Regions from separate parts of the Mus musculus genome. Here regions 2, 3, 4 and 5 are each linked to region 1. Evidence: chromatin loops called from intact Hi-C (ENCODE). Cell type or tissue: left cerebral cortex. All regions are shown on one strand. Links, peaks and the distances in the headings refer to the core of each region. The heading gives the core; the rest is flanking DNA.

Region 1 (6,148 bases), core at 420-5,419:
TCCCCCACCTCCATCTCCTTAACCGATCTCCATGGTGAATTCAGCTCAGAGAGCAGGTGCCTCAGTCCTCCGCACCAAACGCTCCATCAGCTCCATGAGAAACTGCATCTAGATACAGCTATCCCAGAAGGCTCTCCCTCCTCTCCCCTGCCTCCTACCCCCTCCTCCTTCTCCCCTTCCTCACTGTCTAAAGACTACCTTGCTGGCTCAGGATGGCTTTGCAGTGCTGACATGCAGAGCACATGCATCTCTAAGGTGCCAGGCACTGTGCAGAACACTTCACACTTTACATCACTCAGCCCTAGACAGTCTGATGTCATAGCCATGCTTCTTATTTTACCCACAAGAAAAGGAGGGCTCAGACAAATAACTTATTCAAAAGCACACGTTTAATTAGTGGTAGAACAGACTCTGACCCTTTGTGATCACACAAGCTGTGTGTTCAGCTATTATGTGCTGCTGCTTCCTGCTTGGACAAAGCATGGAATGTTCAATACACATACAGCCAGGGCTTCCTTGCAGGAATACCTGTTATCTACAGCCCTGCCTTGCTTCTCAGCTCAAAATCAAAATCCACGATTTTACCTCACTTCTCTTTAGAAAAGGAGATGGTAAGTAAAAAATAAAATACACAGGGATACAGTGTAGTTACAACTTCAGGGATGTGGAAAGAGAACACAGCACATCCATGCTGAATGATGTTGAAGTCCTTATACAATGTCTCTTCAAGCTAGTTAGCAATATCTTATTTGCAGGGCCTTGCTGCCTCTGTGCCTCCTTCTCTCATGCTCTAGCGTCCCCTCCCTACCCTCTTTTCCTTACACATTCTCAACCCAGGCATCATCCATTCCATTATTTCATAAGCACCTTCAGGATGCCAGATGCAGTGCCAAGTAGTGGAAGAGGCAGAACACATGACTGCTCCTACAGTGTTTACATTTAGCTGGGGAGACAGTCACACACATGTGGGACAGGGTGAGACACCTACAGCTGGAACATCATGAGACTTACACAAGTATAAGGTGCTTTAAAAAATCTCCAACATAACTACTTAACCAGTTCATAGATAGGAGTCATGTTCCTGCAGACAACTACCGTTCTCAAGGCCACTGAACAAGCAGCCTTACTTACATACCCCACACCTTATAAATATGCGCTCGTTAAGACCCTTTACATGGAGGTCATTGTGTGGGATGCTTGGAATGAGGAACTTTTTTTGATTTTAGATTTTCTGGATATATCTTATACATATAAAATGGTGGTAATGGGTCTCAAGTTGAAACACTAAGTTCACTTATTTTACGTGTATAATTTATACATATAACATGAAGGCAACTTTATATAATATTTTCAAATTTATCTTTGGCAATATATGCATGAATACAATATTCTGCAGTATTTCAAATGTTATATAGCTAACACATTTTGTGTCTATTGAATAATCAGGAAGCATATGACAAACTTCAAAACAGTAAACGATGTCTAATCTTGAAATATTTCAGAACTAGGGCTGGGGCGCCTGAATTGTACTTATGATTTGAACTAACCAGTTCTTGCAATATAAACTGTCTTGAAAATAGCAGGCACTTGGCAAGCATCTCACTTTGTTAGGCCTCCTGGCTTGCAATGTATAAATGTCCAGAATAAAGAGTGACCAGTAGTGTCAAATGTTTCCTAGCTTGTGGGTCACGCCCAGCAGTGGGGTCATGTGAGTATGAAGACCTGACAGTTTATTTCATAGACTAGGAGATAAGGCTGATTTAGCATAGGTCCTCCAGCACAGCCTAGAAAAGGAGCTTCCAGATTCATGAGCAGTGTGGCTCACAAGTTCTAGCTATGGAGTAGCTCCTTCCAACTGAAGATACATGTAATAAGCAGGTATACAAGCAAATAAAGGATGCTACCAGAGCAAAGAGCTCAAGCATGAAAGAAAACATCTTCAGCATGAAATGAACAAAACACCCTATACCAGAGAGAACCCACTTGGCTCCAGTAACTTCCAAATGAGACATCCTCTTGGCATCTTAAAGGGGAGGAAGAATCATCAGAGAACTCACATCTAACTGTGGGAAAACTTCTTCCATTCTGTGAAGATGAATTAGCTAAACTCATATGTGAGACCAGCTGCCACATGGGAGTTGGGCAGATATAGTCTATAGGCAACTGTTCTCATAAAAGCCAAAGTGGCCTGAAACAGAAAAAAGAAATTGTTATGAAAGTATCCAGCCAACCAGGTATGACACTAAAAAATCAGAATTTCTAAAATCAGTGATCACCTTAAACACAGAGCACTTGCTATTAGAAGTTCTCTGGCATGCCTTGACTTTCTAATATATTTCTCTCTCAACTTAGCTCATTGCTCATAGTTTTCCTGAGCAGAGCTACCTCATCACATTACATTTCCTGGCTAAGAAAGTGTGATGTATTCACACTCAGGCTGGCTCTTACTAGTGAGGAGACACTGCGCTACATTCCAGTATTTATCCATGAAGAAGTAACCTTGCTTAAGTAGCTTCTAAATTGGTTCCTTTTGTATTAAGCTTCTTTCTTCTTGTTTGTGAAACATTTTTAAAAGCATAGCAAGCAACACTTGGATAATGGGAAAATAAATCTCTTGGCATGTTTTCCCTTGTTTAACATACAATGATGATTGATGTTCAAAATTAGTATTGTTAAATAACAACATAAATAATAGAAAGCCTACATACACATAGAAGCTGAACAACACTCTACTCAATGATACCTTGGTCAAGGAAGAAATAAAGAAAAAAAATTAAAGACTTTTTAGAGTTTAATGAAAATGAAGCCACAACATACCCAAACTTATGGGACGCAATGAAAGCATTTCTAAGAAGAAAACTCATAGATCTGAGTGCCTCCAAAAAGAAACTGGAGAGAGCATATACGAGCAGCTTGACACCACACCTAAAAGCTCCAGAAAAAAAAGGAAGCAAATTCACCTAAGATGAGAAGACTGTATGAAATTGTCAAACTCAGAGCTGAAATCAACCAAGTTGAAACAAAAAGAACTATACAAAGAATCAACCAAACCAGGATCTGGTTCTTTGAGAAAATCAACAAGATAGACAAACCCTTAGCCAGACTCACTAGAGGGCACAGGGACAGCATCCTAAGTAACAAAATCAGAAATGAAAAGGGAGACAGAACAACAGAATCTGAGGAAATCCAAAACATCCTACTACAAAAGGCCTCAACAAAATTGGAAAACCTGGAAGAAATGGACAATTTTCTAGACAGATAGCAGGTCCCAAAGTTAAATCAGGATCAGATTAGCAATCTAAACAGTCCCATACCCCCTAGAGAAATTGAAACAGTCATTAATAGTCACCCAAACAAAAAGAGCCCAGGACCTGATGGGTTTAGTGTAGAATTCTATCAGACCTTCCAAGAGGACCTAATTCCAATACTCCTCAAAATATTCCACAAAATAGAAACAGAAGGTACTCTACCCAATTTGTTCTCTGAAGCCAAAATTACTCTGATACCCAAACCACAAAAAGACTCAACAAATAAAAAGTACTTCAGACCAATTTCCCTTATGAATATTGATGCAAAAATACTCAATAAACGTCTTGTAAACTGAATCCAAGAACACATCAAAATGGTCATCTATCATGATCAAGTAGGCTTCATCCCAGGGATTCAGGGACAGTTCAATGTATGGAAATCAATCAATGTGATCCACTATATAAACAAACTCAAAGACAAAAACCAGATGATCATCTCATTAGATGCTGAGAAATCATTAGACAAAATCCAACACCCATTCATGATAACAGTTCTAGAAAGATCAGAAATTCAAGGCCCATTCCTGAACATATAAAAAGAGCAATATACAGCAAAATAGTAGCCAACCTCAAACTAAATGGAGAGAAACGTGAAACAATCCCACTAAAATCAGGGACTAGATAAGGCTGCCTACTCTATCCCTACCTATTCAATATAGGACTTGAAGTCCTAGCCAGAGCAATTAGACAACAAAAGGTGATCAAAGGAATAGAAATTGGAAAGGAAGAAGTAAAAATGTCACTATTTGCAGATGATATGATAATATATATAAGTGACTCCAAAAAATCCAACAGAGAATTCCTAAACCTGATAAACAACTTCAGTGAAGTAGCTATATATGAACTTAACTCAAAGAAATCAGTGGCCTTTCTCTACACAAAGGATAAATAGGCTGAGAAAGAAATTAGGGACACAACCACCTTCAAAATAATCACAAATAATATAAAATATCTTGGTGTGACTCTAACTAATAAAATGAAAGATCTGTATGTAAGAACTTCAAGTCTCTGAAGAAAGAAATCAAAGATCTCAGAAGGTGGAAAGATCTCCCATGCTCATGGATTGGCAGGATCAATATAGTAAAAATGGCTGTCCTACCAAAAGCAATCTACAGATTCAATGCAATCCCCATCAAAATTCCAATTCAATTCTTCACAGAGTTAGAAAGGGCAATTTGCAAATTCATCTAGAATAACAACAAACCTAGGATAGCAAAAACTATTCTCAACATTAAAAACCTCTGGTGGAATCACCATCCCTGACTGCAAGCTGTACTACAGAGCAATTGTGATCAAAACTGCATGGTACTGATATAGTGACAGACAGATCAGTGGAATAGAATTGAAGGCCCAGAAATGAACCAACACACCTACGGTCACTTAGTCTTTGACAAAGGTGATAGAACCATCCAGTGGAAAAAAAGTCAGTATTTTCAACAAATAGTGCTGGCACAACTAGCAGTTAGCATATAGAAGAATGCAAATTGATCCATTCTTATCTCCTTGTACAATGCTCAAGTCTAACTGGATCAAGGAACTCCACATAAAACCAAGACTGAAACTTATAAAGGAGAAAGAGGGGAAGAGATACGGACACAGGGGAAAAAATTCCTGAACAGAACAGCAATGGCTTGTGCTGTAAGATCAAGAATCAGCAAATGGGCCCTCATAAAATTTCAAAGGACACCGTCAAAGACAAAACAGCAACCAACAGATTGGAAAAGATCTTTATCAATCCTAAATCTGATGGGTACTAATATCCAATATATATAAAGAACTCAATAAGTTGGACTCCATAAAACCAAACAACCCGATTGAAAAATGGGGTATAGAGCTAAACAAAGAATTCTCAACCGAGGAATACTAAATGGCTGAGAAGCACCTAAAAAATGTTCAACATCCTTAATCATCAGGGAAATGCAAATCAAAACAACCCTGAGATTCCACCTCACACCAGTCAGAATGACTAACATAAAAAACTTAGGTGACAGCAAATGCTGGCAAGGATGTGGAGAAAGAGGAACACTCCTCCATTGTTGATGGGATTGCAAGCTGGTAAGGTTCCTCAGAAAATTGGACATAATTCTACTGGAAGATCCAGCAATACCTTGACCATATACTCAGAAGATGCTCAAATTTGTAATAAGAATGCATGCTTCACTATGTTCATAGCAGCCTTATTCATAATAGCAAGAAGCTGGAAAGAACCCAGATGTCCCTCAACAGAGGAATGGATACAGAAAATATGGTTCATTTACACAATGGAGAACTACTCAGCTATTAAAACCAATGAACTCACAAAATTCTTAGACAAATGAGGATATCATCTGGAGGATATCATCCTAAGTGAGGAAACCCAATCACAAAACAACGCACATGATATGCACTCACTGTTAAGTGGATATTAGCCCAGAATCTCAGAGTACCCAAAATACAATTTGCAAAACACATGAAACTCAAGAAGCAGGAAGACCAAAGTATGGACAGTTTGATCCTTCTTAGAAGAGGGAACAAAATACCCTTGAAAGGAGTTATAGAGACAAAGCTTGGAGCAAAGACTGAAGGAATGACCAGCCAGAATCTGCCCCACCTGGCGATCCATCCCATAAACAACAGCCAAACCCAGACACTATGGCAGATGCCAAGAAGAGCTTGCTGACAGGAGCCTGATATAGATGTCTCCTGAGAGGCTCTGCCTGTGCCTGGAAAATATAGAAGTGGATGCTCACAGTCATCCATTAGATTGAGCACAGCATCCCTGATGAAGGAGGTAGAGACAGTAGTACCCAAGGAGCTGACTGGGTTTGCAGCCCCCCTAGGAGGAACAACAATACAAACTA
Region 2 (6,148 bases), core at 490-5,489, 190 kb after region 1:
AGAATACACATGAAGTAATTTCCCATTAATTTAAATTTTATCTTAGTAACTAGTCAATAAAAGACCATAGTTTCAAGAGCTAATCAAACAAAAGACATGAGCTGGGGTGGAATGAAGTATGTTTTGTGGGTTTCCTAGATTGCCAGTAATATGATATGTGATCTACTTTCATAAGATGTATACAGGTGCAGTGATTTCTGTATAAAATCAGTAAAAATCAAAAGACATGCATTTTTTTTCAAGAAGCAAACTACTTTTCAGTGTTCCATAGACTTAGACATTTTTAAACATTCAGATAGTCTACCAAAAATCTGATCAGATATGCCTTTACATTGCCAAAAATGTGATTGAACCCACGTCCTGCATTTTTCTAGCAATCTCATTCTTGAACATCTTAGAAGAGCAGGCTTTGCTCCCATCCCCCTACACACCGCAGGCATCAGCAAGGAAGCTTTGAGAGCCAAGTCAAAAGCACTGGTGAGGTGATAGTTTCCTCCTGTCTGTCTGACCAGTCAGCAGACAAACAAACATACTTGGAGAACTTAAGTGTAGGATAAGGTGAAGTAGATCTGAAGACAGTGAGACACAGATTGATTCTCTTCAGGAAAGGGGGCTAAACACAAGAGGATGGAGACAAAGTATGCAGTCAAAAGTGCCAAGTGGCAGGCAGCAGAGCCCTTCTCTGGAGTCCATGGGTAGGGGTGTGTGGAAGAGGGACAGTGGAGGACACTAAGACAGGGAGGGGAAGGTTGAAGGAGAAAGAACACAAAGAGAACTGCCAAGTGGCTCACCCCTTTCTCCAAAAGTCTGAGTAGTGCTCAAGAAAGGAGAAGAGTATATTGGAGGGAACCTTGTTTGTCATGAGCAACGGCCCTGAACCCAGAGGTACTCCATGAAGAAGCGGCCCACAGGGGTGGCTTTGTGGGTGCATATAAACACTTGGAGGTGACTTCCCCATTCAGTGGAGAAGTGAGTTATTTCTATACTGGATGATCGGTATTCTCAGGGAGTCTTCATGGCTACATAAGTAAGCCCCACACTGGAAAAAAAAAATAGCACTGGAAGCAGCCAAACTGAAACATGTACACTTCCATGCACAGTGTAAGGGCCAAACTACCGAACGTTCTGATTAGATTAAGCACAAGAACTCTCTAGTGCAGATTTCTAAATGTTTTACTCACATATTAAAGGATAAGTGTGAGACAAGTTTTTTTATTTATTGATGTACCCTGCGCAAGTACCCAATGGGTGAAATAGATAAGACTTTATGATATGAACAATTTTAACATATTACTCTCTTTTCGAATTCTTTCCCAGGAGTCACTGACAGGAAAGACTTCAGACATTTGACCAAAATTGATTATTTGCTAATTCTACGAAATGTGCTATCACTAGTGAGTAATCCAAAGGTATCTATCCTACACAATGCTAGACATTTGAAAATAATAACAGTAAAATGTTTACTTTTTTTAAAGTTGGGATTGAAAAAAGAGTCAGATTGTCAGCAAACCCCCAACCAATCAATAAGAAAAAATTAGAAACGTGAAATGTCATTTAAAATATTGACATTAGTGTGTGACTTGATTGGATGGAGTGTTGAACCTACATGCAATCACCCCGATGCCTACCTGTGCATATATTGTGCAAAATATCCTAGTATTAGTCTTATCTATGTTATTCTTTACTGTCAAAACACTTGTGGGGTCATAAACGTCGCATAAATGGCATGTTTATGCACATTGCACATTGGTTCTTTTTATGAATGGATGAAAACAAATGCTCCTTATCTGAGGTAATAGATGGCAAGGTACTATCATGAAAAGGTTCATTAAGTCTTGGCAACAAAAGATGAGGCAGATGGTGGTGTCTTTCAGTGCCACTCAGGGCAACTGTATCCCCAGGTCTCCTTGACATATTGTATTGGAAAAAGCCTTGGAGTGCTTTCCTTAAAGACCTGTTCTAGCTCCTTCCGAGGAACCAAGACTGCTCACCACTGAGGAATAAAATGCATGTATGTCTCTGTATTCTGGGGACTGTGCATACACAACAGATATCATACTCCCTAAGTCTAGTCCGACAAGTGTGTGCATGCAAGTGTGGCATTTACCATCAAGCGATCAGGAAGAGAAGGCAACCGGGGTTCCTTTCTTACATACAACAGTTTCATCTTTTTGATCAAGTTAGGCTTTTAAGGGGCTTATACTTGTGTGTCTCCCCCACCAGGAAGAAGCATTTCGTTAATAATCTGTCAGGGCTAACAACCCAGCCAGCTTTGTTTGTAAGTCCACTGGGCGCCATATGGCAGTTTCCAGTTCCTTTAGCAACTCAAGTCTCACTAGACTGCCACAGTGAAGCATCTCTAAAGAAGAGCTCTTGGGGAGCTGCAATGCCCAGGTCACTTACCTAGCTCCCACGGACCCAGCTCTGCTCAGCCAGCAGCTCTGGCTCCTGTGCCACAGGGGGCTGTGGGATTCCCTGCTCCCTCAGAGGACTCCTCTCTTGCAAAGGTCCCTTTTGCCAATGATGTGTCGTTGGAAATCCCCCTCCCCTCCACAGAGAGGAGGGTCTGCCCGGCTGGCTGGAGCTCCAGGCAGCTTTCCTTCCTTCTTTACATATCTCACTCCGGTTCGCAGTCTCTAGTAAAAGGGCTCACAGAAGCCGCATTGGTAAGAAGCGAAGGCATCCTTTAAAAAGAACAATAATCTTCCTCGATCGTCACCCGCCTTTCCCCGCGTGGAGCCCCCATCCCCCTGTCGCCGCCGCCGCCGCCCAGACCAGAGAGGGCTGGAGTGAAGGGGGAAAAAAAATCAAGAGGTTCTCTGCGCGCCGCACCAGCCCTGGACTTGGCGCTGGATCCCGCTGCCGGAGGAGCGGCTGTGGCCAGCGGGGGCGGCGGGTGCTCAGGGGCACTCGGTGGAGCTCGGTGGGTGTGTGTCTGTGCAGCAGCGACGCTGGCTCCGCGCGAAAAACCAGGCGGGGCGCTCCGGGCGCGGGTCCCCCGCCCCGTAGCTCTCCGGCCAGGCGCGCACACACGCCCGCGGCCACCCAGCCTCGCGCTCCGCCTTCCGCGCTCCGCGCACCCGCGGGCAGAGCGGCCGCCAGCGCCTCTCTCTGTTTCTCCTCCTCCAGCGACTCCCAGGCAATCGCAGCTCCCGGGGGTGGGTGGCGGGGATGCACCGCTGGCCCGGCACCTCCTGGGAAACGCCAGGCTCGGCCTCCCGGCGCCTGAGCTCGGCAGGAGACAGCGCCCCCGGTGCCCAGGGTGCGGCCCGGGCGCGGACGGTCGGGCGCCGCCCACACCTCGCCCGATCCTCCCTAGGCTCCTGCGGCCGCCTGGGTCCGGGCTCCACACCCACCTGTCTCTCTTGGTGGCTTGCACACGGACACACTAGGCAAGGGGTCCACAGCCCGGCGGCCACCCCACACACGCGGCCGGGGAAGCCCTGGTAAGCCCGTCGAGATGCTCCCGCAGCTTCATGGATTTCCTGGCCTTTCTCTTCCATCTGCTGTGCTCTCCTGCTGCCAGACCCCTAAGCGACCAGAACCAGTGCTCCTTGTTCCACCATGGGGAACTGGGACAAGGACATATGGCTCCTGAGGATGGGCCACGGAGTATTTTCCCACAAAAGAAGTTTCTCGGATAAAAAGGAGCCCAGGTGGAATCTGACTTCACTTCTGTATCCTCCAGCTCTATTCAGGACCATATCCAGGAGTCACTGGCCTTTCTGTGTCTGAGGCTAAAGCTGGGTAGGACTCTTTAGACACTCTGATTCTTGTTTCCCACAGGGGTGCTATGACCCCCCCAGAGTCCACCAGAGACCTGGGAGGTGAGAGATTCCCAGGACTCAAAGATGAAATGCCCCCCAGTAGAGAGAAGGAACTTATAGAGTCCACCTCCAGCAGGAAGACAGGACTTCAAATGAGGGGGGTGCCATCCCACAGTCATATCTCTGACCCATAATTGTTCCTGTCTGAAAGAATTACAGGAATGGAAATGGAGAAGAGCCTGAGGAAAATAAGGTCCAGTGACAGGCCCAAAGTGGGATCCAGCTCAAGGGGAGGTCCCAAGGCCTGACACTATTACTGAGGCTATGGAGTGCTCACACAAAGGGATCTATCTATCATGACTGCCCTCCGAAAGACCAAACAAGCAGCTGAAAGAATCAGGTGCAGATATTTGCACCCAACCAATGTACAGAAGCAGCTGACCCCTGTTGTTGAATTAGGGAAGAGTGAAAGAAGCTGAGGAGAAAGGTGATCCTGTAGGAGAACCAGCAGTCTCAATCTGGACCCCTAAGATCTCTCAACCACTGGACCACCAAACAGACAGCATACACCCGCTGATGTAAGGCCCCCAACACACATAGACTAGAGGACTGCCAGGTCTGTGTTCATTCAGAGATGAGGCACCTAACCCTCAAGAGATTGAAGGCCCCAGGGAGTTTAGAGGTCGGGTGTGGTGAGGTGTGGGGGCATCCAAGTGGAGACTGGGTGAGGTGGGGAGGAGGTGTGGGATGTGGAGCAGTTGGAGGGTGCATGGGGGTGGGGAATGGAATATGGCGTGTAAAAATAAGTTGAAAACAAAATTAAATTAAAAATAAACCTGGTTTGCTTGATTTAGTGGTCTGTTTACTGTCTGGAATTTTATGCCAAATTCCCCCTTAAAAAGAGGGCCATAAGCTGGATACCCCAGGCCCCTTCCCTACTTTGGAGTGTAATAAAAACAATAAACTTGAACAAAATTCCTGGGATCTTCAGGTTCCTGACTCAGGTACACCTTGATGGGTGGAAAATTAAGCAGTCAAAACAGTTGAGTGTCTTTCAGGAAAACACATAACTTAAAACACTCCTTCGAACAGAATTCAGGGCATGAAAATATATTCAAAGTTGGGACCCTCAACATGACTTATGGCCAAGGCTGTCTACCTATTGTGTTCAAACATATCTCATGTAGTCCTATGAGCAGGGCATGGCTGGCGTGGCCTTCCCAGTTTCACTATGTTGAACTCGTGACTCTCTTGTGCTGAGTGATCTTTTTGTGCTGTCAGACATTGCTGGATGTTATGGGAACTGGTTCTTCTAAGTCCATCATTCTCCATTAAGAAACTTGCCTTGGCTTCTCTTTCCTCTCCCTGGGACTTCTGAAGTGTGAGCACCAAGAACAGAATGCCTGGATTCTAAAACCTTTATCATTATCCTGGCCGGGACCCAAGCGCCAACTCTAAGGTCCAGGAGCTGGCAGGAAGTGCATTCCCTTGCCCCCAGCCTTTCCATAGAGTTTACACTTTTCTTCAGACAATGTGTCTCCAGAACAACCTTGAAGCCATCACTGAGCCTGCACAGCTGTGTCACTGAGTCTTTCTCTCTCTCTCTCTCTCTCTCTCTCTCTCTCTCTCTCTCTCTCTTTCTTGTTTCTTTTTTGTTTCCCCTAGATTATTCCTTACTACATCTCAGGTCCAAATTACCAAAGCCTTCTCAGGCCCATTTCTTACTCTTAACTCTTCAGTGACACCCCGTGCCCGCACCCCCTCACCCCCACATACCCTGCTCTTAGACATCCAGAGCATATTGCCCCAGCTTTTTTTTTTTTCATTTTTTATTAGGTATTTAGCTCATTTACATTTCCAATGCTATACCAAAAGTCCCCCATATCCACCCACCCCCACTCCCCTACCCACCCACTCCCCCTTTTTGGCCCTGGCGTTCCCCTGTACTGGGGCATATAAAGTTTGCGTGTCCAATGTTGCCCCAGCTTTTAAAAGAGACAAACAGGGCCTTCTGGGTTTTATGACATGTGTATCATCCTAAAGTGTGAGTTCCCCCAGGAATGATTTTAAAATCCCTCCATTGTTTTCGTGCCTTCAGTGCAACCCAATGCCCGCTATGTATTCAAAGAACTCGTATTTCACAGCTTTTTTTTTTTGTTCATTGAATGGAATCTATAAAAAATACTAAGTCTAGAAAGACATTTTAGCAGCTGTTTTGGGTACACTGAAATTCTAACCATGCAGTAAACTTTTTATATACTTAAGAGTGATTACAGAAATTCCCTTTGTTAGGCCTATATCAGAAATATTGTTTACCTTTGTGACATCTTTGGTAACCAAAGCTCAAACTTTGGTTAGATTTGAGTATGTAGACTCCATTT
Region 3 (6,148 bases), core at 513-5,512, 120 kb after region 1:
GTGATAGAACAGAAGGTAGGGGGCAAAATGCAGAGCCCTGAGGACTGTTCTTAAGTCTCAGTCTATATGTGTCAGCACACTCCTCCTCAGAGTTTCACCTCTATGTCTCAGGTCCGGCCTTAGGAGGCAGGAAGAATGGTAACCTACCTTGCATTCTTGAGTTACACATTCCAGGGGAAGTAGAAGATGAGATAGATAAGGAGGAAATTATAAACATGCTATGAAAGTGTAAGCAGACAAAGTACAGTGGGGAGGGCTCCTTTATACTGCAAACTGTAGGGTATGGAGAATGAAGAGTTGGGGGGTAAACACAGACCAAGACTTCCAGAAGTTCGCACTGAGATATACAGGAAAATGCCTGACTTCTATGGCTACAAAAACCCTGTAGAGACTGGAGCAAGTATCATGAGGGTCTGTGAAGAGCCACGAAATATCTGAATCACTACTTAACTGAAATATTCACAATAGGCAAATACATGGGGAAAGCTAAGTAGAGATTGTAGAGTTATTCTTTAATGGCTATAAAGCTTCTGACAGATATTAGGAACAAGTTTGTAAATAGCAGTGATAATACTTAGCATTGTGAATGTGGCTATGGCCATGAAATTGCATGTTCAAATATAGTTAAAATGGAAATGTCATGTGATATATATTTTACTATTATCAAAATTATTCATATAATACAACAGAATCTAATTAGTCGTGTTATATGTGAATTATATAACAATAAAATGATTTAAAAGTTAAAAGTCTATTGTCTTTGGCTAGCTTAGAGAGACATTTCTCCTTGCGATTATGTAGGTTTAACTTTTATGATTTAAGGATAGTTAATAATTGGGAGAATAACAGCTGGCATTTCCAAAGTAATGATTCTTTTCTGTGTGGCTTAAACGTATGTTGTTTTCTTTTGTTCCTCAATTTTATAAACACATTAAAACAGGTCATGATCCTGTAGCAATGAACTTACGTCCTTACTGAGCACAGATCTGTTTAGATGACTGACTTTTTTCATTCATTCTAGTCACTTAAAAAATGTCTTGGGGGGCGGTGTGTAGAAACCTAATGTATGACTTTGAATGCCATCCTTTTTAATCAACTTCCTACTTTATTTCATGTGAACTTTCCAAAATGTATCATCTACAGCATATGCATTTTCAATTTATTATTTCTACGTAATTGTCCCAATGGACTGGCCCCTTAGAGGATAGCATGACATTTGGTCAAGGACCAGACTCTAGGCACTGTATTACCACCTGTATGCTTGTTAAAAGGTAGGCTTTGTGATGGACCAAATGAACTAGAAATTCTTGAGCTGAGGCCCCAGTCTCAGAATTTATAATAGAACTCTTAGTAATTCTGACACAATTGAGAAGCCCATATTGAGATATTCAGGTGACATTTATATTTCCTCTTTAGCCTAGTATACCCCTAGATGTGTGATTCCAAAGCCCCAAAGGCTTTAAACAGGACCAGAGACCACCAAGTACTATTTACGAAGTAGTCCATTGTGGAAAGCAGAATAAGTAGGTTTTTTGGGGGGGTCAGTTTTGGGGGGTAAGAAAGCTGACAGTTGCAGTGGAAGGTACATTCTTCTGCATGTGATTGGTAAAAGGCAGAGTTGGGCAGGATTCCAGATCTTTGTTTACAATGCACCATCAGTGTTTCATACAAGCAGAGCTCAGTCAGCTAAGGGTCACTCATGATAGTCAGCTCTGCTATTGCCCTGACTACCGTTTACTCCACCTTGTCATGGTGCTCTGTGGTTACACCACATGACTCTTGATATCTTTGGTCCATGGAACTGTGTCAGCCTTTAGTAATTAAAGTCACACACACCGTTGTATGGTCATCAATAAATAATGGTGACCCTCTGACCTCCTCTAAACTTTCTTGATCTGAAGCAGGCACAGGAAATAATTGAAGGAAATGAGAAATGTTTCCAGAAAAGAGGGAGCCTGAAGAAGGGAGACAGCTGCTGAGGAGCTATTTACATGATGGCAGACCTGAAGTAGAGGTTGTCTACAGAAGGGAGACCTACACTGAGTATGTGTTCAGACTACAGGAGTTCTGAGGTAGACTAGGATGTCTGAAGGAGGGAGGCCACAATGAGGACCTGCTCACATCAGGGCAGATCTGAAGTAGAAGCAGCCTGCAGGAAAGAGGTGGAACTGAGAACCTGGTCATACTATGGTATGCAGCATCCTGAGGCAATTTTTAATTCGGAAAATCAGAGAAAAGCAGGTATCTATAAGTACCCTTTGTCTGGCAGGCAGAAGGACAAACTCCTCAAGCACTGTGGTACCCAGAGATGTCATCCAGAAACTGCCAGCTGCCCAACCAGTGCCAGGCTGTCTATTTTACTGTAGCATCTCAATTAGTTTCCATAACAGTACAACCATGTGTGTGTGCGTGTGTCCAAATTTTCATAGGACCACTACCGCAGACTTTTGATTTAATCCCGAGTCCTATCTGATCTTGTACTCACCATATCACTCTGACCCTTCAGAACAACAATTCTTCAATGGTAGGTCTAACAGAAAGAAATAGATATGCACCTTTAATTTCTTAATTGTGTACATAATATAAATAAATTTAAATATCACTGGTATTTCCTTATTATTTTGTATTTAAGCTGTATCTAATAACACTACTTTAACCCAATAGACAGCCCCAAGGAGAATCAACTACAATACTAGCAGAGAAGAGACCTACTTCATACAGTTTGCGTATTACACTCTTAGCAAGAGGAAAATTGCTTTGCCTCAGTGTGTGATGAGCTGTATTTTCCCATCCATCCCAGCAGGAAGACAGGCAACATTTCTACAAAGAGAATCCACCGCCACCTGACTAAAATTAGATCAGTCCACATTTATGCTTTGAGTCGGTGTCATTATCTCAGCTGCTGTGTGGGAGTTTACACTTTTAATCTCTGCACTTTGAGAACGGATCAGACTTGATCTTAGTAACTACAATAGCTCAGGAAATTCACCCTTCCACGTTACTTCATTCTGGTGATAAAATTTCAAGGGGACCCGTCCAAATTCCCAGTAGAGGAAAGGAATGTCTGCTAACTAAATGTTCAGCCTGCCAGCTGATGGTCACTCTGAGGTCTGCTGCTGAATCACTGGGGCACTCTCAATGGAACACAAGCCAGATGTGAAGACTGTTTCCAGATGTTCTTCATTGGCTAAGTCAGGCCAAGGTGAGTTCACAGTGTACTTCAAAGCACAGTTTAGGCTTCTCGATGAATATCACCAGCTGGGCACTTTCCTTAGGAAGTCAGATCTCAAAACATTGATTCAATGTAAGCAGGGCTTCATTTTTATGCATTTTTTCTAAGTCAAATGTTAGAGAAGCATAGGACTAATTAGAAACATGTTTTAGCTATGTAATGCAAATGTTTATTGTCTCTTGGCTACCTATGTGAAAATTAGATACAATTTTATTTTACAAGGTCTATAAATGTATTCTGGACATACTAACAAGGCCAAACCTATTGAAACCACCACAGAGGGTGATCAAGGAAGACACTTAATGTTACCTTCTAAGTTTTACATGCATGAAATAAGAACTTCTAGAACTTCTACAGGTATCCCCTCTCTGTATCACTTGGTGTGATCGAATTCAGCTAGGAGATAGTCGTGTCCTTGACATCTAGGATTTCATTTTATCGCTCTAAAGTCAGGTTTTCCCTTTTGTTGAGTATGGAAAAGCTGCTCTTCATTCACTAATTCTTACTGCTCCTTTTCTTTTTTATCCCTGTGACTTTTATTTGTGAGCTTATCTGTACTCCTGTGTAAATGCAACAATGCTACCTTTTTGGAGAGGTTATTTCAACAAAAGACCGTATCTTTTAATGACATATCATACTTCATCTTCCCCAGAAGTGCTAAGACACTGAGACATGGCATAAGTCTATTGAGAAAGTCATCCTAGCTTACTCTCCTCACGCTGCACTTCATATGCAGAGTTGTCACTAGGAAGGTAAAACTTGAACTCCTTAGTAGTTTTCAGGACTAAATCACTCTCAACTCAGGAAAACACAATTACGTTATTCAGTCCCACCCAGACACCCATTCTACCTCCACAAAGCCCAAGGCAACAGTTTGTGTTTCTCTTATTGTAGACTTTGTCTTTGGTGTCTGGGATGCTATCACTGCACCTCTGCTGCTGCTGCAGGGGTCTACCTCCCACAGCACCTTCTGCACATTTTTGCATAAGAGATGGAAAACTTATGGGACAATGAAGGCAAAGCAGAAATGTTACTGGTTTTATTAATTATATTTATTCCCTTGGGCTTCCTTTTGGAATCATCTTTTGCGTGTGTATTTGTGGTATACATGTATGTATGCATGTATATGGGCACATGTGTGTGCCAGTGTACATGCACATGTATGTTTTATATGCATGAATGTAGAACTTAGAAGATGACATCAGGACTCTTCCTTGATCACCGTCTCTGGTGGTTTGAATAGGTTTGGCCGAGATAGATTCAGGTATTTGAATGCTTGGCCCATGGAAGTGAACTATCAGGAGGTGTGGCCTTGGAGGAAGTGTGTCACTGTGGAGGCAGGCTTTGAAGTCACACACACACACACACACACACACACACACACACACACACACACACACTCAAACTCTGCCCATTGTGAAACACATACAATCTCCTCTTAACTGTCTTCTGATCACGATGTAGAACTCTCCTTTAGTACTGTATGTGCCTGCATGCTACCATGCTTCCTGCTTCTAAGTCTGTAGCCAGCCTCAATGAAATGTTTGCCTTTAAAAGAGTTGCCTTGGTCATGGTGTCTCTTCACAGCAATAAAATTCAAATCATGACTTTTACTATTTTGATGACTGAGGCCGGGTTGGGTTTTTAGCTAGCCTGCCACTGGGAATCCCAAATCTCTGCTTCCTAAATGTAGAAATTACAGTTGTGCTAACATACCATATAGAATTTACATGTGTGCTGGGGACCTGAAGTCTGGACCATCTCTCTCCCTATGTTTTTGAAGATCATTTTTATGTTTATGTTTATCAAAACTTGGATAAAATTAATTTTTAAAATTTTATTTTTGGATTATTTTTATTATATGTATCTGTTTATCTGTAGGTAGATGTATGAATGTGCATGCAAGTTGCTGCATAGGCTAAGAATATCAACCCACCAGGAGCTGGAGTATCAGGAGTTTGTGAGTAGTCAGACTTGAGTGGTGGGAACCACAGTTGGATCCTCTGAAAGAGCAACACAGACTTTAACTGAATGCTCTTCACTTCTGGGTTATCTCTCCTACCTTACTGTTATAATGCCCTTTACATCAGTCATCGGCAGGTAAAATGTCACCTTCCAGAAGCCTAGCATTGCAAATAAATTTTTATTTATTAGTGAGATTATCTGTCTGCCTCCTTCTTTTATGTATCTAATTGCCCAAATCCTATTTTTCATGCTGTAAATTATTTGTCTGCTGATTTTAATCAAGCTAAAGGTTGATATGTCTTCTTTTGCTCAGAAGAGAAGATTGGTTCTATTTTTATTTTAATGACCTTGCTTCCTTAAACATGTTTTCAAATGAGGCTAATAATAGACCCTTTCTTTTAGTATTGCTTGCAAAGACCAACTAGGTAATACTAGTTAACATATGTTAAATTATGCAGAATGGAGTTTTTCTTACAAGAAGCATTAATCACTGGTTGACTGGTTGATGGTATGGTTAGTATTAATTTTACTGCTTACGTATCACGTTATTTACTATCTCACCCTATTCTCAGGCATAGTTTATCTTAGAAATCTGAGGAAGAGACAAGTTGTAAACTGAGGTTTTAAACAACAGAACTTTGTGAGCACAAAAATATTTGTGAGATAAATCATTATAAATTAAATTGTATAAAACCTAGATTCTATGTTAAGCCATCTTCTCAATTTAGCTTAGACTCCATTTTGCTTGCATATCAGTTGAAGGAAAAAAAAAACCTGATAAGATCTGAGGGACTAAAGTGCTAAGCCCAAGGCTCTGATGGGATTATCTTTCAGAACAGCATCTGCTTTAAGAGTCACTATCCTTTCTTTTGGCTCTCTGCTCTAATCCTTTTCTGTTCATTGATGTGTAGATTTTCCTGCTGCCTTAGCCTAACACTGTAGTCAGAAAAG
Region 4 (6,148 bases), core at 365-5,364, 90 kb before region 1:
TGCCCAAAGTCACAGAGAACAAGAATGCTCATATCTGGAATCCAGCAAGCCTCAGGAAAATGGAATTATTAGGCATGTTTGAAAATAGGAACTAGTAGGCAATAAACCTTAATTAAACAAGAAAATTCAGTAAAATATAATACATGTTAATGGTGCCATTTTGATGTAAAATGCATGCATGCAAGTTCATCTGACCTTACTTTGCTTAAGGAGATGGACATGGAAAAGCAAAGTTTATTTCTTTGGTCAAATGCTTGGAGCCCCACATTGTCTTTCTTCTATAAGCCACTTCTGAAATATACTGTCTACAATCCTCAGTTATATGTCCCATAGTCTGAAGTGGATTCATTAAGGCCTTAGGTAAACCATTAAGGTTTTTATCTCCATCTCCCCAGTCTTTTAAAATTGTCATTCATGGATATAATTCAAAAGAAAAAAATGGCTACATACTCTTCCTGAATTATCTCTAAAGTACTCACTTTAGCTTTCATAAAAGTAACAGCCCATTCTTATTGTACTATGTTTTGTGGGTTTATATATTACTGAAAGGATGAAGATCCATCACAGCAACTGTAGCCAGTTGTAACACAACTGGTACAGATAGGTTGGAAAGCAAATGCAATAGAAACTCAGAGTACAACACTGCCTTTGAGAGGAAGAGAAGTCCTGAGTGGACCTTGTGCTCTGTAAACGAATGGAGAGAACCATGGTAAACCTGACTCCTTGATGAAGTAGAGTATAGATTTGGAACAACTGTACCATGTGGTCAAGCCTTCCAGTACCTCCTACAAAATACAATCAAAATTGCTTAAACGCCACAGTCTAGATTTCAGTTTTAGTCTTTTCATGTAATGATTTCTTGTCCTTGGGCAAAGTACTTACTAGTTCCTGGTCTATTCCAGCTGTCAATAGGAAGCTACACTCATTCTAAGTAGGATCAGAGGCAAAAATGATGAGCTGATGAGTCCTCATCAAAGGGATGGGATAACTTCCTGTTAGAAGTTGATTGGTGTGGAAAGCACCAGCATGGAGCAATGGCATATGAGCTCTAGCCATAGATTTGCCATCAATCTGACTTATGAATTCCTATAAAGCATAATACTTCTGTCTTAGATAAGTTACTCTGTATATACAGTGAGAGGTGAATGGGAAGTGAGATGCCTATTTCTTCTTCTTCTTCTTTTTTTTTTTTTTCTTTTTTCAAGATAGGGTTTCTCTGTATAGCCCTGGCTGTCCTGGAACTCACTTTGTTGCCTTTTTTTTTAAAAAAGACTTTCATTATTATTATTCCCTTTCATTTTATTACAGTGTCTTCAAAACTTTTTATTTAGCACAGACATGATCAGTTTAGGATATTTAGAATTAAGCAAATCTAAGCTCTCAGGAAATGCCCTCAAGTACTCATGGCCCTAAAGAGGCGGAACCAATTGTCTGATCATGCAAAACAGCCTGTGCAATGAATCAAAGAGGAGGGCTGAGAGAGATAGTAACACTTTGGTGTTAATTCACAGCCTGGGAGCTCATCTGCCACAGAGTGTATTAAGTTGTATGCAAAGAGAGGAATATTCTGGAAATTCTGCAGTTCCAGAAGAGTCCCATGTTGATGTCAGTCTTGCTTTACAAGGAGCAATAGGGTGGTTGTTTAAACACTGACACATAGATGTAGTGAAATACAGTTCAAGGTGTGTTGTGAAGATTCTGAAATTCAAGACCTCTTCCCTACAGTATCTCAATCCCATTAGATAACTTTTCTTTTATAATAGCTTAATATCTTACTTTTATTTAATTGTTTCATACAATATATTTTGATGATATTCCTTCCTTTCTCCCAATTCCTTCAGATCTTCCTACCCAGCCAAGTTCATGTTCATTCTTTTTCTCTCTCTCAAAAAACAAAACAAAACACCCAACAAAATAAAAACAAACCCAAATAAGCAATAAAAAAAAATCAAGATAAAACCACACACACAAAAAAAACCAAAAGAAACCAGAAGTATACATAGGAAAAAAAGATAGTATCTTTAACAAATGGTGTTGGACACACTGAATGGTTTCATCTAAATGGCTCATACCTATCACCTGACATAAAGCCCAACTCCAAATGGGTAAAGGATCTCAGCACAAGACCAGGTACCCAGAATCTGGGTGAATAGAAAGTAAGGAATAGGCTTGATTTCATTGGCAGAGGGAAGGATCTTCTGGACAGGATACTGATATCATAGGCATTAAATTAATGGGACCACACCGAGCTAAATCCTTTGGTTATAGTAAAGAATGCCAGCATCCAAGTGAAGTGACAGGCTATAGAATGGGGAAGAGCCTCACCAATTGCATGTGATTGGATCACTTTTGAGAGACTGCTTATTACATATTTCTCACTCTAAAGCTGTAGCTGTAAGACATGGGTCCTAAGGGTTAGAGGATTTCCTGAACAGAATGTCATATTCCATGTCTTATAAGAGAGGAGTATGTGCATTTAAAACAATGTAGCTTTGTTTAATTCTACTGTATTATTTTCATGCCTAGGAGTGAACATAAACATCTAGCACAATTTATGATTTTTATAAGCAAGCAGTGAATATACTATGTGGAGATTTATGCTGATTCTTGCTTTTTATTTTTCATTTTCAGTTTTCATCCCATTTCATATTTAATTATGAACAACTTTATTTTTGCAACAAACTAGTGACCTTTCTGTGTCTCCAAGTCACATTTCAATATGGAAAACCTCCAGAATTTAAAAATGGAATTGCCCTTTTCAGTATGCTGGTTATGGGGAAATGTCTCAGGAAATCTTAACCCTGTGACGTGCCTCATTCTGCTTCTCCAGCACTGGCAAGTGCACACTGGGCATACAACAATGAATGGGTGAGCAGATTACCTCCTCCCTACCATGTGCCAAAGGCTGTTAAACCAAAGAAAACCAGATTTCTGGAAACTAAGTTACCAGGCCAAGCAGACAATATACCAGAGGTTTGGGAAATACATTAACATAAAAAACAGTTCTTATTCATTGCAAGCATCTCTAATCACATAAAACAGAATGCCAGAAAAATAACTAATTAAATGGTACCATCTTCCAGTGGGGCCAAAAAAGAAGAAAATTGTCTTTATTAACAATCCAGAGTATTTTTCATGTTGATTTTTTTTATATTTTATATGAATCACTCACTAAATTAACTTTATTTTCTTTCCAGAGAATGAAGAAAAAAAACAGCAAGGCAGAATTATTCTCTTGGTGGCTTTCATCACTCCTAAAGATGGACTCGAGAATTCTAGGAAAAGAAAAAAATAAATGACTAACAGAGATCTAGAGAGTTCTAATTATTCAGGAGCTCATTTCCCAGCATGTGGGCTGTTGGTAATTCCTTTTTGCCTCCCTTTCTCCCACACAATTTTGTTAGGAAGAGAAATGTGCAGAAGCTGTGCCCATATCAACATAGTTCCTTAGTAGTTAGAAGCTATCATCAAATGTTCCATGTAATTAATTTCTAAAATAAGGTTCATGGGTTTTTTTTATGGATTTACGTTAGCTTTAGCAACCACTCAGACCATTTTTAAAGGCTTAGCCATAAGCCACACTTCATGGATGATGTGTTTAACTAGAAGTCAGAGACTCTTGCACATAATGGCTAGTGTATGGGGATGATGGAGTCAGAAATGACAGTAGGGTACATCCAGGGAAAGGAGGGTCTATTTCTGTACTTGTGTGACTGGGAGTAAACATGTCTTGTAAAACACTTAGATCCTAACTTTTCACTGGTCTCAACTCCTCTGGGCATGGAGAATGTAACAAAGCGACCATTTCCTGCTCCTTCCTTGAGTTTATGTTTAGTGAAGAAGAGCAGGCAAACAAGTTACTTTGGGTGATGACAGATTCTGTAAAAATAATCAAGAGGGGTTTGACGGGATAGTGTCAGGAGATGTGTGGAGGAAGGACAGCTTTAGAAGGAGTCTCAGCCTCAGAAACTGAACTATATATACCCTGAGCCACTCCAAGACTCACTTGGAGAAAGAGAATTCCATGCAATAGGTCAGGGGACCACGGCAGGGACCACGGCAGGGACCACGGCAGGGACCACGGCTGGGACCACGGCAGGGACCACGGCAGGTAGATGGTCTGAATAACCCTGGATCCCTAAGGGTCCCAGGAGGGCAGTAGTTCACTTGGAAAAGAGTGAAAATAAGTGAGATTTCAAAAGGGTCGGGAAATCACCAGGTGAGCCACCCGAGGTCAGTCCTCGAGCCCAGGAAAAGCACTGGTGATTATTCTGAGGATATAACTTGGTTTATGTCCTGAAAAGCTCACAGCAGTTCTTGGATGGGGTAAATAATAGAGTAAAGGCAGAAAAGCAGAAGCTCGGACCTTTGTCAGTGGCCTAAGAATAAAGCTGTCTTTAATATGTCATTGAACAGTGGACCCAAAGGGATCCTTTAAGATACTTGCCCAGGTGGTGAGAGGGCTCAGCAGGTCAAGTGCTTGATACACAAGCTGGGTGACATGAATTCAATCCCAGGAACCCACACAAAGAAGGAAGGAGAGAAATGTGCTCTGACCTCCATACACTTACCGTGGAATGCACACACCTTCCCCACTACATCATACATATTAATAATGATGCTGATGACACTGATGAAAAATATAATAAAAATCTTTGCAAAAACCATGCTTGTGAAATGTAAAGAACTATCATAGGGTAGGGACTGTAGGAGACCACATCACATCTCTCTGATTCAATCATCGGGTTGCTACTATAATTAGCTTTAAATCCACAGCCATTTTTATGAATAGGAAAAGTAATCTCTCTTCCAACAATGGCATAACATAGAAACTATTTGTTTATAAGTAGAACAGTGCATGCCAATAAAAAGTTAAAAGAGCAAACACAAGAACCAGTATCATAATTGTCTATTCTTCTTCTGAAGCCTTACATACGGGTGTATACTGTCTGTACTGTGTATTTCTACATCAGTGTATGGTACTACTGATGGATAGAAGTGTCATCACAAAGGCACTGTGCCATGATGACAGCATGGCAGCCACATTGCCAGATGACAAGAATTTTCAGCTCCCTGAGAGTCATCACATCTTTAAGAAAATGGTTTCTCTGCAATTCATAGTGACATGCCACTGAGAGTGGACACCTGGGGAGAGCCACCAGAAAGTCCTTGACATTTCACACAACACGCCACTTGGAAATGGTGGAACTTTCGAAATGTGACTTAAACACAATAGTAGTCATTACAGATGCTCAGACTCAAGACAAATGAGAGTTATAATAATCTGAGAATTATGAAATTGGCAATTGATTCAGACATGCAGTTAGGCTTCAGATCGGTCCCAATTCTGTGTAGTTCTTTCCTGCTAAGTACTTTAAATTTTACAGATCTCCTTCTCCTAGAGAATTTTAACATTTTTCAACAGCCAAATGATATTTGCAGCCATTTTCCTGAAGAAATAGAAGAGGAATAATGCAAAGTGATGTGGGAAGGGACATAGTAGCCATGTAATTTGAGATGAAATTATTTCAGCCCCAGGATTTTCAGATATGTTGGTCTTCACTTGTCAAACTGGCCCCAGATCTTCAATTTCCCCTGAACAGGGCGACCATCAGAAGTCATGAAGCAAAGTGGCAGTGTCTAGGCTGAGTGAGTCTGTGTTGGGGCCAGTGATTCCACTCTCAGCTTCCATCATCATTAAGTGATGCTCAGATATAGTGGCTTTGCATTAGAAAAACAGCAGCTTTATGGTGGGGCTTGTGATGTAGTGGTGGAAAAAGACTCTCAATGACTTACACCAAAGAGATAGTCCTCCAAAGGCATGGAGTGTCTGAGACATGAAGTCACTAAAAAAAAGTCTTTTAAATATATCTAATAGTTTAATTTAGTGTGTGTGTCCATGTGTCCCAGTGCACATGTGGAAATAAGAGGAAAAGTTGTGGGAGTCTTGTTTTTCTTTCTATCATGTGGATTCTGGGAATAGAACTCAGGTCCTAAGACCTGGTGGCAAGCTCCTCTACTTGCTGAGCCATGTCACTGCCCCTGGCAGCCATTTTTCTACATCTCTCTTATGTTCAGTTTTGTGCTGATCTGAGGACCATTTCCTTTCTAGCGATGTCATCTAGATACTTCAGTTTTACATGTTCTG
Region 5 (6,148 bases), core at 654-5,653, 130 kb before region 1:
TATTAGAATTGGATTCTTCATGTCTCAACCCTGATGTGGGATGCCTCAACAACTCATGGATGCCAATATGATAGTAACTGATTATACCAAAGCAACCATAAGGAAAACATGCATATGAAATGTCTACAGAAAAGAGATGCTAGTAGCATATGAATCCTTCTAGAAGGAAGTAAGAGCTCTGGGCATAGAGCTTAAATTACAAATACCTTTTAAGAAATCAGAAAAACCTTTGTGTGAAGTTGGATTCAGAAATGACAGGCAAAAAATCACAGGCAGAAAATTTAAAAGAAAACAGATGTTGGAATTGTGACAAAACTGAAATCACATTATGTATGGGACATTATTTCAGGACATAGTACAAATGGTCGATACGTACAGGAAGAGATGCTTGGCCTCATTCAGTGGGAAATGCAAATAAAATACTATATAATTTTACTTTATTCCCATTAAAATGGGTAATAACCAGAAAATACAAAATACATAGTGTGATGGGTGTAAAGAATTTGAAATCTTGTGCATAGTTAGAGGGAACATAAAATGGTACAGCTAGCATGGAAAACAGAGAATTCTCCAAGTCCCTAAACAAAAGTCAGTATAAAACCCAGCCATTCTACTTCCAGTTCTCTTTCTCAAAGATCAAAAGCAGTATCGTGAATGGTAAAAAACATCCTTCACAACAGTAGAGAAGTTGAAACAACATGGTGTCTCTAGAAGGATCAATGGCAGCACAAACTGTGGCAATATGGATAATGAAATATTATTTAAAGGAGAGGAAATCTGGGTCGTGTTTCTAAGATAAGACACTAACTAAGATAGTTATAGGGCAGCTATTGATTGATACGAGGTCCTGGGAATACTAAACACCACAGGCTAAAAGCAGTATGAGCAGTATGGGGATTTAGTGTGCTCAGAGTTCAGAGCTTCAGTCTTGGAAAATGAAAATGACCTGGGGATGAAAGTGGGTGATGATCATGAAATGATGTGAATACACTTCATATCACAAGACTTAGCTCTTAACAATGTGCCCAGAAAATGGCACACATGATGCTATATGTAGTTTACTACAGCAAAATATAAAAGAACTCAGAGTGTAGAAGGGAGAAAGGGCTGTAAGGGGGCTCTTTAGAGGAAGCTTGGCAGGGAGGAGTCTTACCCACTCTCTTTCCAGGTGGGGCTGTCACCTCACCTACTGCCAGTCTGAAGCTAGTTCCAGATGTGAGCCTCCCAGTAAGACTTATCTTTGAAAATGGGATCTATGCATCGATATATCTAGACTAAGAAAGACTGGATACTTCAGATTTATGGTCATGACTGCTGTTTTGGAATGAGTCTGAATGTGCAGTTTTGAGGGAAGAAAGAATGTGAGGGCACCTGTAGGCCAGGCAGAAAGGAGTCATCATTAGATTTTTAAAGATATCACAAAAGAGGCATATTTCAGGGGCAGGAGAACCAAACAAGAATAGTATGGAGCATACTTAGAGATGGGGGAGTTGGGAGCAGGGAGCCAGCAGTGACCACTGGGCTACTGCAGGAGAGCCAGGGCAGTGCAGGGGAAGAACCTAGCAGTGGCACAGGACAGGAGAGTCATCTTTTACACATGTGCCCGACTAGAGCACAGGAGCCAGATACTGGCAAAGGGGGACAAACAGAAGGTGCCCAAAGCAAGGCAAACCGTGAGAGCCAGAGAGCCGGCCTTCTAATGGGTGCCAACTCTTGTACAATGATGGTGATTGCTCATTTAATGTTTCTGTTCCCTTGTTGCTGGGCAATGGTGGCACATGTCTATAATTCTAGCCCATGGGAGACTTAGGCAGAAGGATATCTGTGCATCCAAGGGCAGCCTAGGCTACTTAGTGTGTTTCAAGTAAGCCTGAATGAGACTCTGCTTTAAACAAAGTAAGACACAAATGTAAAACAACAACAACAACAGCAACAACAACAACAACAACAACAACAACAACAAAACATGAACCAACAAATAAAGTTTGTCTTTGTCATAGAGCAACTGTCTCTGAGTGGAGAGAAAAATGCTTGTGTCTGTGGAGTGGAAGACTATAGCTGAGGTTTCTATAGTGCCAAGGAATGGAGGAGATAGAAATAAGTGATTGTGAAAAAAATTAAAGATTATTATTATTATTATTATTATCATCATTATCATTATTATTATGTGTCTGTGTATGTATCTATGTGGAGTAAGTGTATGATAGTGCCTGTCTTCAGAAGCCAGGATATTGGACACCCTGGAGCTGGAGTTATAGGTGGTTGTGTGTTATTCTGTATGGGTGCTGAGAACTGAACTCTGCTCTTTCGCAGTCACTGAGCCATCTCTCCAGCTCCCAAGAGTACATTTTTATCACACAACCAGTCATGCTTGTTGGGCATACCACCTTCAAGCTCAGGGTTTCCAGGTCCTTGAAGAGCCAATATAGGCTTCCCTGGAACTCCTTTCAGGTGAAAGCAAAGTCCATGGCCTCTAGGGTGGTGCTGGCTTTTCATCCGTTTCAGTGGTAGCACTTGTAATGATCCCATGATTTCTTCAGTTGTAAAATGGAGTTAATAATGTTACCTGCCACCTAGGTGGCTTTTGCATTACATGAGAGAATGAAACTCATGTATAGAACCTGGGCTTCTATATATGGGCTTTGATTTATTGTTATTATGGGTAGAAAATTTACAGAAAATTTGCCTTTTGAGGATTCGTTTTTCCCACAAAGAATGCTGTGTCTTCTCTATGAGATCTTGGAAACTGGCATTTGACAAGGAGCATGTAGCAGCAGAGTGTCATAGGTATCAAAGTCTCAACTCAATTTAGCTCAGATAAAGATTAATGAAAAGTCTGCCCTGAGCAGTGCCCTTGGCAGAGTCCATTTGGGAGCCAGTATCTGTGCAAAGACTCCAAAAGCACACAGAAACTCCCTTCCAGTCGAGATTTGCTGCATAAAGCCTTTACCATGGCAACAGGGAAACACTTGCAGAGCCCTGCAGCTGACACTGGGAAAAACATCACCTATTCTCAAGGTACCGAAAATTGCACAGCGTGACTCAGAGTGGCTTCCTCAGTCTGGTTATTGGCTGGGCTATATAAGTGCTGAGCAAATACAGGGCATTAAAGGTGGGTAGGATCTGGGAGGAGTGGGTAATCATGATCAGAATAGATTGTATGAGAAAAATTATTTTCAAATGTGTGTGTGCTTCTACGCTACAAACGACCTTAAGAAGGAGGGGATGTGAAAGTAAAAAGAGCTACATGTGTCTGATTCTCAGAAAGATAATGAGGTCAGGGTTAGAGTAAAGGCTACGATGACAACTCTCGTGAAGTGATAGTCTTTGCATGGTCAAGAAAATAAAGTGGGGGCACTTGATTTAGATGACAGGAAAGAGATGGGTCTCAGACAGAGCTCAGCAAAGATGACCCCAGACACACAGACAAGCCAGATGTTAGAGAAGTAGGAGGGTACCCTGTCCTCTGTCTGTGTGTGTGTCTGTGTGTGTGTGCGTGCGCGCACACATGGGTGCTCATGATCCATGGTATTTGTGTCAAGGTTGGAGGACAGCTTTCAGGACTCACTTCTCTCCTCCAGCAAGTGAGTCTCAGGATTTGAACTCAGGTTGGCAGTCTTGGAAGCAAGTGCTTTATTTAACCTGCTGAGACATCTTGCTGGCCCCATTCATGTGTTTTAAAGGATGGGTGAAAATGTGATTTGTAATTACTTACAGAGATCATGAAGCCTGCTGTTGGAGACTAGCCCAGGTAGGAGGTTAAGAGCGAGCAGAAAGAGATTGAGATATGGGAGTGGAGTGCTGAATCATGATGGTGGACCAGGGGTGCAAAGCAGAGAGAAGAAGGTGAGGGGAGCTGACCACTTACTTTTGTGAGGTCAAGAGAGCTCACTCCATACTTAGGTCAACAGTCCACAGCACATGAGCCGTGGACAGCACTGACTCAGACTTCCTCCCCGCTCTTGTTTCTGTGCCTCATCTTTGCAGTTAGATTGCTACACAGCTCAGCACAGAAATGCCAAGTATATGTCATGTTTGAGGCCTTGGCTCTTCTGTCACAGAAGGGAGGAAACATATTTCAGACACACAGCTAACTGCAGGGCCTCCTCAAGTGCCAGAGCTGCAAAGGTGTGTGTCTTGTGGAAGGACTAGCTGGTCTTTTCACACATTCCAAGAGATATTTTAATCCTCCACTTTAAATCGCTAATTCCAGAGGAGAGACTCTCAAATGACTTGCTATCACCAGAGGGTTTTGTGATGGAAAGTCCCTGAGAAGAACTACACTTTCCACCTTACCTCCCTCGAAGTAGATTCATTTGATTAGAAATTCAGTAACATGGAGATGTTGAAAAGTTCAAGTCCAGAGCCAGTTTCCCTTGGGATATCATGAGCCCTCTTAATAGTCATTCATTTCCTTCCCCTGTTCCATCTATGTAACTACCATCTATCATCTACCTATTTATATCTTTTCTTTAACCTGACTCCCCTCCCTTCTCTTTTATCTTTGTTGCAAGTAAACAAACTAAACAGCAACAAAATCATCCTTTCTGTAACTGTCTACAGTAAGTAAATTAACCAGCATTACTTTTTTAAATTACTATCAACTTTTTAAAAAGTTTGCACAGTTAAGACTTAATATGTATAGCTCGATGAGTATATATACTGGGTTCAATGTATATGTGTGTTGCTCAGTGAGTATGTATGGATGTGCATATGTGTACATGTGTGTGCCTCAATAAGTGTGCATGGATGTGTATGTATGTGTGTACTGGGCTCAATGAGTGTATACTTGTATGTATATATGCATATATGTGGTCAATGAGTGTGCCTGTATGTGTAATGTCCATGTGTATGAATGGACTGAATGAGTATGTAAATACACATGTATGTGTGTATGCATGAGGTTCAATGAGTGTACATGTATATACATATGCATATATGTATATGGCTCAGTGAGTGTATATGTGTACTTGTTCACTGAACAGTTAATATAGTGATGTGTAGGACTGTATTTAAAATGAATATGGTAGAAAATAACTTTTAGTTGAAATTCTTTTAAAAATGCTAATGATCCTTTCACATCTTGTCGTGTTCCCAGCTCTGGTTACCACACTGCACAGTAGAAATAGGGTCAGGGCAGCCAAGGGCCAGGCCAAGGCCTCTGGATCAAAGGACTGTAGCAGGGTCATGGCTTAGGTTATCACATCCAATCTGATGTTTCTCCCCTTTCCACTCCTGTATAAAGCTTATTTACTTAAGTGTCTGAACACTGGCAGAATAATGCCAGGCTAATAACTAGAAATATTAATAAATACTATGCTTTTAATAATTTTAAAACACAGATGAAAAGACTTAGCAGCTAAACTCAGAGATTCTTCTACCATCTGTTCTGGCACACAGGTCATGGATTAACATGTGACCATGTGAGGAAAGCCAACAGTGTTTCAGATAACCCATAACAGTCTGGAGGCTTTTATTTTGTCAGTTAGATAATGATTTGGGGGAGAGAATTTCTCATTTAAATGTTAAATAAGAAAAAATTTCTCAATTCATGAGAAGCACCATAATAAAACCTTAGTAGATTTTAGTAAAGAGATAGGAAAAAAAATCTTTTTGACTTGTATAAAAAGGCTGAATAAGAACAGAAATGGACATAATAGAAGGAGAAAGAGAGCGAGAGTCTTGCAGGAAGGAGATAATATTGAAAATAAACTTCCTAAATCAATGAACTTTTTAAAAAGGGACAATTCTGCATGACTAACTTAGAATGGAAAACATGAATTTTCTTATGAAATGATGTGTATTCATAGAACAGCTGCATAGTTTTCCTATTGGCATTATCCTAGTCAACACAGACAATCAGGACTATACCCACAGAACCGAAAGGGAGAGCTCAGCTGTGGGGAATTCTGCAGTAGCTTGGTAAGAGGGTTTCTTGCAGAGTTTGTGTGCAGAATTCTTGCAGCATTCTGAGGAGTTAAGGAGCGCCGGGCCAATCTCTGGACTGGATGCTGTAGCTGAGGCAGGATGAATAGAAATTGGGACTAGCTCTGAGATATTTGCTGCTTTTAAGTGAGAGTAGTTTAGTAACTGGGTATCTACATAAATCTCTTTTTCAGGAAACAGAGGAACAAGACAAGAGAAGGTT

The links. Hi-C counts contacts between places; a loop is a spot of excess contacts. Peaks named below come from ENCODE experiments on the same cell type or tissue, not always from the same donor. Only the 100,000 strongest peaks of a DNase experiment are listed, where the experiment ranks them.
Region 2: it touches region 1 in a loop (2.7-fold over the local background); 4 of 42 quality-filtered maps call a loop at or near these places.
Region 3: it touches region 1 in a loop (3-fold over the local background); 2 of 42 quality-filtered maps call a loop at or near these places.
Region 4: it touches region 1 in a loop (2.2-fold over the local background); 2 of 42 quality-filtered maps call a loop at or near these places.
Region 5: it touches region 1 in a loop (2.8-fold over the local background); 5 of 42 quality-filtered maps call a loop at or near these places.

What each region holds. Positions count from the first base shown.
Region 1 is chr1:15,477,557-15,483,704 of GRCm38, reverse strand. The region is part of intron 2 of Kcnb2 (potassium voltage gated channel, Shab-related subfamily, member 2); the gene reads right to left. Among named protein-coding and RNA genes, the nearest start is that of Gm51616, 87 kb to the left of the region's middle. In left cerebral cortex, for the core only: no CTCF peak of the experiment used is centred there; DNase peaks (open chromatin) are centred at 793, 1,731, 2,073 and 2,384; H3K27ac peaks cover 536 bases.
Region 2 is chr1:15,283,740-15,289,887 of GRCm38, reverse strand. Kcnb2 (potassium voltage gated channel, Shab-related subfamily, member 2) reads right to left here and starts at 2,963. Exons shown (of 3, transcript NM_001098528.3): 1 at 2,404-2,963. In left cerebral cortex, for the core only: a CTCF peak has its summit at 3,251; DNase peaks (open chromatin) are centred at 1,044, 2,136, 2,346, 3,136 and 1 more place; H3K4me3 peaks cover 3,337 bases; H3K27ac peaks cover 1,724 bases.
Region 3 is chr1:15,355,346-15,361,493 of GRCm38, reverse strand. All of the region lies in intron 2 of Kcnb2 (potassium voltage gated channel, Shab-related subfamily, member 2), which reads right to left. Among named protein-coding and RNA genes, the nearest start is that of Gm51415, 16 kb to the left of the region's middle. In left cerebral cortex, for the core only: no CTCF peak of the experiment used is centred there; a DNase peak (open chromatin) is centred at 2,869; H3K27ac peaks cover 277 bases.
Region 4 is chr1:15,567,723-15,573,870 of GRCm38, reverse strand. The region is part of intron 2 of Kcnb2 (potassium voltage gated channel, Shab-related subfamily, member 2); the gene reads right to left. It overlaps Gm51617 (a long non-coding RNA gene), which reads left to right. Exons shown (of 4, transcript XR_003947747.1): 4 at 2,632-2,646. Among named protein-coding and RNA genes, the nearest start is that of Gm51616, 3.6 kb to the right of the region's middle. In left cerebral cortex, for the core only: no CTCF peak of the experiment used is centred there; DNase peaks (open chromatin) are centred at 3,376 and 5,067.
Region 5 is chr1:15,607,496-15,613,643 of GRCm38, reverse strand. All of the region lies in intron 2 of Kcnb2 (potassium voltage gated channel, Shab-related subfamily, member 2), which reads right to left. Gm51617 (a long non-coding RNA gene) reads left to right here. Exons shown (of 4, transcript XR_003947747.1): 1 at 1-6,148. Among named protein-coding and RNA genes, the nearest start is that of Gm51617, 7.3 kb to the left of the region's middle. In left cerebral cortex, for the core only: no CTCF peak of the experiment used is centred there; a DNase peak (open chromatin) is centred at 2,968.